2 separate regions of the Homo sapiens genome follow, and region 2 is linked to region 1. The links are chromatin contacts, found by Hi-C or POLR2A ChIA-PET in ENCODE. All regions are on one chromosome and are shown on one strand. The core of a region is the stretch at or near the end of the contact, and the rest is flanking DNA. Distances in the headings are between cores, read along the strand shown. Region 1 overlaps PBX1 (PBX homeobox 1). Region 2 overlaps PBX1 (PBX homeobox 1).

The links. A loop is a pair of places that touch in the nucleus more often than their neighbours do. ChIA-PET counts read pairs that join two places held with the same protein, here RNA polymerase II (POLR2A). Pooled maps may share reads with other maps.
Region 2: a map of PC-9 shows a loop between it and region 1 (2.0-fold over the local background). The contact joins two enhancer-like sites. A Hi-C loop is called at or near these places in 1 of 168 maps with a recorded cell type or tissue (PC-9) and 2 of 50 pooled maps. POLR2A ChIA-PET finds 5 or more read pairs at or near these places in 5 of 52 experiments (A673, CD8-positive, alpha-beta T cell, WTC11 and 2 more).

Annotation. Positions count from the first base shown.
Region 1 is chr1:164,649,294-164,653,808 of GRCh38, forward strand. The region is part of intron 2 of PBX1 (PBX homeobox 1); the gene reads left to right. Among named protein-coding and RNA genes, the nearest start is that of PBX1, 92 kb to the left of the region's middle. RefSeq lists an enhancer at 1,508-2,634. Within about 2 kb of position 2,480, at least 9 of the 41 ENCODE cell types and tissues checked have a DNase peak (open chromatin) inside an H3K27ac peak, as active enhancers do; they include PC-9, where a contact is called at or near this core.
Region 2 is chr1:164,746,115-164,750,629 of GRCh38, forward strand. All of the region lies in intron 2 of PBX1 (PBX homeobox 1), which reads left to right. Among named protein-coding and RNA genes, the nearest start is that of PBX1-AS1, 26 kb to the right of the region's middle. RefSeq lists enhancers at 1,815-3,014, 2,147-2,666. Within about 2 kb of position 2,462, at least 10 of the 41 ENCODE cell types and tissues checked have a DNase peak (open chromatin) inside an H3K27ac peak, as active enhancers do; they include PC-9, where a contact is called at or near this core.

The DNA.
Region 1 (4,515 bases), core at 1,230-3,729:
TTAATGGATCGCTTTCCTTCAGGGATTACAGTGCTTAGTATGAGGTGCTGACTCATCTATTTTCATGCCATATAGGGAAGGAAAGTGTTAACTATTTTCGAATGTAGAGAATACTTTTGTTGGGAGTCTCTAAACCTTAAACCCAGGACCTGTTTGACAAAACTGTCATCCTCCCAACCCCTTGAAAAGATAATGCCCTAAATCTATCAGTTTTTTCCCCCCAGTATGCGAAAGTGGCTGTTTTCTGGTGTTAGTTGTTCCTATGTGTGGCTTGGAGCCATGGCCACTTGGCTTCCTAGATTGTGTCCCATGAATTCAAGCATAAGGAGCTCCCAGTCTGCTGCACCTGGCCTCCCTTGTCCTTCACATCCCTGCAGCATACTGTAGCAAACTTTCAAGTTAGCTTTTTATTGCATTCCACCCCCTGCCAGGGAGCAAACTTAAACTCATGCAACTCAAAATGACCATGCTGGGTCTGTTCTAAGTTTGAATTTGGACCTTGATCCAGCCTTCACATACTTTCTCTTATGAATTCCTCTTAATGCTAGTTAATAAAAATATAATGGCTTTCATGTCCCTTCTCATAATAACATTGCCAGCTTTGGGGGTTCTTTGAAAACTTTGCTTGAGAAGTCCATGGCCAAAAAAAAACAAAGATATTTGGCTTTAAAATATGGTCTTTGCTTACCAAACTCCTCTCTCTGAGGAAGGGAGAGAAAGAGTTGAAGGTTTCTGGGAAAGGGGCATAGAAGCAACTCTTAACTCTGGCCATGTGGATCTGCAGACAAAATTAGGGCAAATGTAGTGCTACAGATCCCATCCCCGGGCCTCACATTGTGGCCAGCCATATGGAGTCAGATTTGGAGACTTTTTGGAGATGGGGAAGCCACTGGACTCTTAGGCATCTGGTGTAAAGAGAGACTTTTTCTTTGCTACTTTTTTTTTTTTTTTTTGAGATGGAGTCTTGCTCTTTTGCCCAGGCTGCAGGGCACTGGCGTGATCTTGGCTTACTGCAGCCTCCGCCTCCCAGGTTCAATAGATTCTCCTGCCTCAGCCTCCTGAGTAGCTGGGATTACAGGCACCTGCTACCATGCCTGACTAGTTTTTGTATTTTTAGTAGAGACAGGGTTTGACCATATTGGCCAGGTTGGTCTTGGACTCCTGACAAGTGATCCGCCCGCCTCAGACTCCCGAAGTGCTAGGGTTACAGGTGTGAACCACCATGCCTAACTATCGTTGCTACTTTCTATTGGAAGAGAAGGCAGCCCTGATTTAGTCTGTTTACAGTCTGCATTATGTGGAGAATAGAGAGCCATCATAGTCCCTAAAACTTTCCTTGCCAGTTAACCCAGCAGGACAACCTGTCTTTGTCTCTTGACAACTGTTAACTGAGAACAGGGCCCTTGCTCCTCTAGGTGTGCACATTAAGGACTTTGCACAGTGTGGATGTAGCTCATGCTGCTCTGCCGTCTAGTACATGCTGCTTGAATTTTCATCATCATCCTCCACTCCTTCCACCTCCAAGAAAAAAAAAAGCGTGCAGGAAGTAGCATTTCAGATCCTTCTCCACCACCTCTGCTTCCCTTCTCCCTTCTTTTCCTCCTTGCAGCATTCCCTTTAGTACCAGGGAGGGATGGTGGTTGAAAATGGGGGGAATGATGTTGCTCAGAAAAAAAAAAAATCAGCCTAGACCTTAAGAGGTGAGGGGAAAGGAAAGAACACTTCAAGCATAGCCCAGCCCAGGCATGTCAGCTCCCACCCCAGCCTCCTTGTACCTCCCATCTCTGAAGGAGGGTGATGAATTCGGTTTCCACCAACATTAAACTGATAAATGAAATTTGTATGTTAAAACAATGATAATTTAATTGTATTTTATTTCCTTCTTTCCCATCCACACTTGGATCTCACCCCCCTCCCCATTACCCACCCTTCAGCTTTGGGGAGGGGGTGGTGGAGGCTGTGCAGGGGAGGGGGTGGTGGAGGCTGTGCAGAGGCGGGGGCATTGCAAGCTGTCGGTTTGCATTGTGCGGACGGGGAAAGGTCTCTACCTGGCTCATTTTGTCCCCTTTGCTTAGGCTGTCACTGCTGACAGTCCTCATGTTTATTTCATCTCGCGTGGTGGCTGTCTCGTTTCCCTACCCTCCGATGTCATTAACGCACAGAGAGCGGGCCCTGCAGTGTTGAGCCTAATGAATTCCGCTGTGGCTGCTCTGCTCCCCACCTCGTTACCAAAGCTCAAGGTGTCAAATTAAACCCAGCCTAGAGAGAAAGAGAAAGTGCAGGAGAGAAGCAAGAGCAGGGGAAGAGGGAGGTGCAGAGAACACATAAACAACCCTCCAAAAAGAAGAACAGTTGAAGGTGGGGGGAGAAGAAAGGAGGGGAATGAGACAGAGAGGAGCCCACAAATGGGTGACTTTCCTCCTGCGACCAAATCCACTTTAAGCATGGTGACATCCATGACTCACAGCAGGACCTAATGACCTATTCTTCCCCGGGTGGGGTTTGTACCTTGGCCTTGGCTGCGGTTTGTTGCTTTTTCCTCGTTGTCTGGTTGATTTATTTTCATGGTTTATGCAGATTGGGCACCTCGCAAAGCAGACAGAGCAAGTAAGAGGAGTCAGAGCTTATGGAGGGAGGGTGTGTGTGTGTGTGTGTGTGTGTGTGTGTGTGTGTGTGTAAGGAAAAGTAGAAGCCAAATGTGAGCTCTTGGTTTGGTGGCTCTGATCAGCTGTGGAAATCTATGTTTCAAAATGGTAGAAAGAGGAAATCATCACTTTTTTTTTTTTGGAGAGGGAGTCTCTGTCACCAGGCTGGAGTGCAGTGGCACAATCTCAGCTCACTGCAATCTCCGTCTCCCAGGTTCAAGCCAGTCTTCTGCCTCAGCCTCCCAAGTAGCTGAGATTACAAGCATGTACCACCACACCCAGCTAATTTTTGTATTTTTAGTAGAGACGGGATTTCACCATGTTGGCCAGGACGGTCTCTATCTCCTGACCTCGTATAAATTTAAATAACCCCTGTGGGGGTACTCTAGCAGATTTTCCTCCCCTCACTCCACCCCAATTTGGAAAATAGTGATTCATTTCATCTCTTTTCTATATAACCTTGTGTCATTTACAAAGCATTTTCCTTTATATTATTGGCATTTTATATTTGGGGCATTTTGTTGGAGATGACCATTAATAGATTCTTCCCATTCTACAGATGGGAAAAATGAGGGATAGAGATGTTAACTTACTTGCTCAAGGTAATAGAACTAGAAGGTGAGAGAAGAGGGTTACATTTCAGATCCTCCCTTTCCAGAATTCAGTGTTTTTCCCTTATACCACTAAACTTCCTAGATTTTTGTCAAGAGGTGGGAGGAAGTTAAAAGATAAATAAGCTTGTGAATTTTAAAACTTGAAAATTTATATACAGCAAAATAGTTAGACCTAAAATATACAGTTTGAAGTGTTTTGACAAGTAAATATACTCATGTAACCAACACCCCTTTATCACCCTGGAAAGTTTCTTTCAGCCCCTTTTACTTCTCTTACCACCCGCACCCCCACCGCCATAGTTTATTTTTGCCTGTTTAAACTTTTTTTTTTTTTTCGGACAGAGTCTCACTCTGTCGCTCAGGCTGGAGGGCAGTGGTGCGACCTTGGCTTGCTTCAATCTCTACCTCCCGGGTTCAAGTAGTTCTGCCTCAGCCTCCTGAGTAGCTGAGATTACAGGTGTGCGCCACCACACCCGGCTAATTTTTGCATTTTTTGTAGAGATGGAGTTTTGCCATGTTGGCCAGGGTGGTCTTGAACTCCTGACCTCAAGTGATCTGCCCGCCTCAGCCTCCCAAAGTGCTGGCATTAGAGGCGTGACCCACCACACCCAGCCTTGTTTAAACTTTGTTAGTAGAATTACACAACATGTGTACTTTTGTACCCGGCTTTTACTTATCACACTGTTTCTTGAGATTTATCTGTGTTATTGCTTGCATCAGTACTTCACCCCTCCTTATTATCGAGTGGTATTCTATTATGTGAATACACCACAATTTTTTTATCCAGTCTCACTTGTTTTTTTTTTTTAAATCTTTTTACAATAATTTAGTATGTAAGATACAATTTTTTTATAAGCGTTTTAGAGCACATGGGTGATGGCCTGGCTCCCTGAATTCAGTGGCAGGGCCGTGGTGCTGGGCAAGAGGGATGAGTGAGGGGCTGAGCATGGTGCCTTACACATGTAATACTAGCACTTTTGGAGGCTGGGGTGGGTGGATCACTTGAGGTCAGGAGTTCGAGACCAGCCTGGCCAACGTGGTGAAACCCCGTCTACTAAAAAACAAAAATTAGCCAGGCGTGGTGGTAGGCACCTATAATCCCAGCTACTTGGGAGACTAAGGCAGGAGCATCGCTTGAACCGGGGAAGCGGAGGTTGCGGTGAGCCAAGATGGTGCCACTGCACTCCAGCCTGGGTAACAGAGTGAGGAGTGAGCTGAGGCACAGGGCAGACAAAAGCCTGTCATGGCCGCACCTC
Region 2 (4,515 bases), core at 1,212-3,711, 97 kb after region 1:
CCTTCAGCCAAAGAAAAGCTAGAAAAGTCAGCTTTTAAGTTTCAAAGTATGTAGAGGTATGTTTCCTGTGTTTGGCATCTTGGTCATGCAAGAGGTTCAGTGCAGACTGTATAGGGTATAGTTATAAGAAGTACCTCACTCGCAAGTCTCAGTTGCTTAGCATGAAATTCATAGGTAAAAGTGGTAACAAGTAGTAAAATTGTAAATGTAATTTGAGAAAGCTATGGTAAATAGTTGTCTTTTTTTCCTAAACTATTCTTTTTTCTTCTTCTTCTTCTTCAAGATGGAGTCTTGCTCTGTTGCCCAGGCTGGAGTGTAGTGGCACGATCTCAGCTCACTGCAACCTCCACCTCCCAGGTTCAAGTGATTCTCCTGCCTCAGCCTCTCGAGTAGCTGGGATTACAGGCATGTGCCACCACGCCCGGCTAAGTTTTGTATTCTTAGTAGAGACGGGGTTTTACCACATTGGCCAGGCTGTTCTCGAACCCTTGACCTCATGTGGCCAGGCTGTTCTCGAACTCTTGACCTCGTGATCCACCCGCCTCAGCCTCCCAAAGTGCTGGGATTACAGCCATGAGCCACCACGCCTGGCCCTTTCCTAAACTATTCTTATCTCGATTTTTATCAGCCCTCATTTTGATAAAGCAGTTTTATATTGCTTTTATGTGAATTATCTCCTATGTTTTACAGAGAATTCCAGTGGATTCTCATGGTTCCAGTGAGTGCATGGGGTAGGGCTGATGGGGTTGCTGGCAGAAGAGCTATTACAAGATCCTACTCTTCTGATGTAGGGCCATTTGGGCCTCTTTTGCATATCGGGCTTCTTAGTAATCTTAAGAAAGGAGTTCATGTTTCAGGAAATTCTTTTGAAAAATCACTGCATTTTTTCATTTCATTCTCTCCAGAAATCTTTGAGGAGATATTGTTGTTCCTATTGTGCAGGTGAGGAATTGAGGCTTAAACAGATTGAGTTTCCAGAGAGTACCTAACTCAAAATTTGCTGAGTACCAGCTCTAATTCTGATCTTCTGACTCTACCATTTGTGTTCTTACCACTAAATACTGCTAGTTCCTTTTTCCAAATTTGAAATACCAGTAAATTTGAGAATGATCTTTTTTAAAAAAATAGGCTTAGGCTGTAGAGAGTACTATGTTTGTAACTCTCCTACTTATGTAAATTTAGCATCTGTATATGTATGAATCATGTATATATATATATATACACACACACACATATGTATGTATGTATTTTATATACATACATATTTCAAAGTACAAAAAGGTAGACTGAAGCTATTCACAGAAGATAACTTTGGTCATGCTTATATTCTTGGCCTGTTATGGATGTAACATAACAGTATGTTTCTGTATATTTTGTGTTCTGCTAGATAGACTTTAGGTTAGAACAGCCATTGACTTTGTGTGTCCTTAAGGAAGTAACTGTGTCTCTCTGAATCTTGAATGACCACGGGCACACTGGAAATGAAAGTATTTGCCAGTTTCCACATGAAAAGTGAGTAAAGCAGGATTTTGCTTGCTGTCTCTTCTTAGGCTCAGGGTTAGAGCAACTGTAAAATAATTAATAATCCTCTCATAGAAAAATTTGCTGGACTTTAATGATGCTTAAGTAATCTAGGACTCAACCTGAGATACTATGATACCAAGGTAGTGGCTATCTATGCATTCACAGAGGAATTGTGTCTAGCCCTAGGGTATCCTGGGGCTAGACAGCTTTAGAATTTTGTTTAGATTGGAGGTTGAGAGCTAGAAGATAAAGGTTTACAAATTAGAACAGCAACATTTTTTAATCCACCTCCCAATTATACACAAATCATGAGTATGCATCATAAGTAAATGATGCATGCCAAGCAGTTCATGAAAAGAGGTGTACCCACTATTCTTACTCCAAAATGATCAAGTTTAGCCATTGTGATAAACAGTATGGGCACCATTCGTGTTTTTGCTTTTGAGTTTTTGTTTGTCAAGCCACAGCTAATTATACAAGCAGACTAGCAGGATTTGAGATGCAAAGTGTTAAAACTAATAGTGTATGTCAAATCCTTTATTAAAAAGTACATGATAAAGAAAGATCATGTCACACCATAAATAGTAATTGTACAATACAAAAGGTGTGTGTGTCTCCAGGGTACGTGGAGAGCCAGTTCATTGAGGTTCGACTGACTTTCCTCGCCTCACGTTTCCTGCTGGCTTCTAGAAGCAGTCATGTGGATCAGAGGCCAAGAGATAATTAAGTGGAAATAAGAACTCTATATCCGGCCTCTTTGGAAAGAGGTAGCAAATCCTCCTAATCAATTCTGATTCCTGCCGGCTTTGTTGCCTAAGGTCAGCTTAACAGTCATTAGAAGAGGTCACGGCAGGCTCTGTGATCTCTATCATCTAAGGTTAAATAATACGTCATTAAAAGGGTCAATCAGAAAAGAGCAGATTCTTTCCCTGTGATTCACATATTTTGCAGAAGCTTCTGGCTTGGAATTTCTATCGCAAGTTTCAAATCTCACAGCAGAAATGTTTACACATTGCAGTTTGGCTGAATTCAGAGGAAGCTTTCCTGGATCTCTGATGAGAATGAGAATTGTGGTCATGGGAAGCATATGGCCATGACATTCATCCCTTACTCAAGATAAGCTGAGGAGCAAGGTCAACACATTGCATCAGACCTCAAATGAAGACTGGAACATATCACCCTAACCGCATGGGACTAGGATGGGGTGAGCACTGGGGCAGGAGCAGTGGTGTGTGATGGAGGGGTGGAGGAATCTTTCTCCACTCCAAGATGGGATCAGAAATGTAGGAGGAAGCCAAAAAGAGCAAGCTCACCACTCTTGGCATATTTTTTCCACCTTGACATTGATAGCTAGACCTCACTCCTGGTTGGGAAATTTTCTAAGCTACCAAGAATAGGAAAAAAATCAACCATAACTAAAGCCCTTTGAGATATTCTTCCTTGTCTTCATGAACAGGACAATATTAAAACATTACAGAAAGTCTGGAAAACAAAGGGAAAAAAAAGCTGATAGCCCTGCCCTTCAAATATACAACTCATTGCATTTTTAGTAATGCCCCCTTTCAGTTTTTAATCTATTTGCATATATAATATATTAGCTAGCTAAAATTGGAACATAAACAATATATATCTTGCTTATTCATCTTACAACTTAATACAGAAATTTTCTGTTACTTTATTACTTTTTATAATTATTTTTAACAACTGCTTAATATTTCTCAGATAGAGTTTTAAGTATTATTACCCTACAAATAGGTGAAAGTAATGATGAATAGCATTTAGTATAGCCAGTCCTGGATAGACACAGAAAGAAAATGATACATTTTTGTTTTTCTCCTCCTTCAAATTCTGCCAAATGCCACTCATCAGCAATATAATAGTGAAATAAAGTCCATATTCAGGTATTTGATTTGGAGTTGCTGGAGATTTTTGGTAGATTTAATTCTTCACATGATTAACCCACTGTTATTAGCAAGGCTTGGACCCTTTGACCACAAAAAAACTTTTTAGAAGTACAGTAGCTGGGGGATGATTGGATGGGTGAGTGGATGGATGGATGGGAGGCAGAGCAAAAGGGAGAGAATGAATTTGTCATTGATCAAAGCACTGTGCATGGCTTAGGAGAACCGTGGACCAAGCAGGCCCGTATAGATGATCCACCCTGTCTGATGGTGATTACCAGCATCTGACAGATCAAGAGGATGTGGGAATGAGGGTTTGAATGAATGCAGATATTCATCGCTTGAGCCCAGGAGTTCCAGACCAGCCTGGGCAACATTAGTAAGACTGTGTCTCTACAAAAATAAAGTAAATTAGCTGGGCAAGGTGGCACATGCCTATAGTCCCAGCTACTTGGGAGGCTGAGGCAAAAGGATCACTTGAGCCCATGAGTTCAAGGCTGTAGTGAGCTATGATTATACTGCACATTAGCCCGGGTGACAGAGTGAGATCCTAACTCCAAAAATCGGAAGAAAAAAAAAAAGAGCTTTCAAACTGGGGGCTAGTTGGTGTGTGTGTGTGTGTGTGTGTGTGTGTGTGTGTGTGTACATGCACATGTGCATTCCCTGAATGCTCATTGCTAACTGTGTGTTGGCCTTTCTTACTAAAATGCATGTGTATATGTCTTTGTGTATGTATGAAATATCTGAGAATATAGTATTTAGACCCCATTAGTGAGGGTAAAAATATACAGATAAACTATATCATTTATGATTCTGATACGGCTACTGTCAAAATAACACAGTATTTTGACAGCTGCTTTATCTTTACTCTCACTGACTACAATAAGAAACTAGTTTCTTAGCAACTAAAATAAATTCTCAATCAGAGCTTAAAAAAATTTTTTTTAAGCCCACAATAGAAAAAATAGACCCATAGTTGGTGTCTAGGCAAGCTATTCCTATTGAGTGGGAATGAAATTTATCTGAAACATTCTGATACCCTTTGGCTGGTCCAGCTGCCCTTGGTTAGCACCAGTGGGGGCAGAGACAG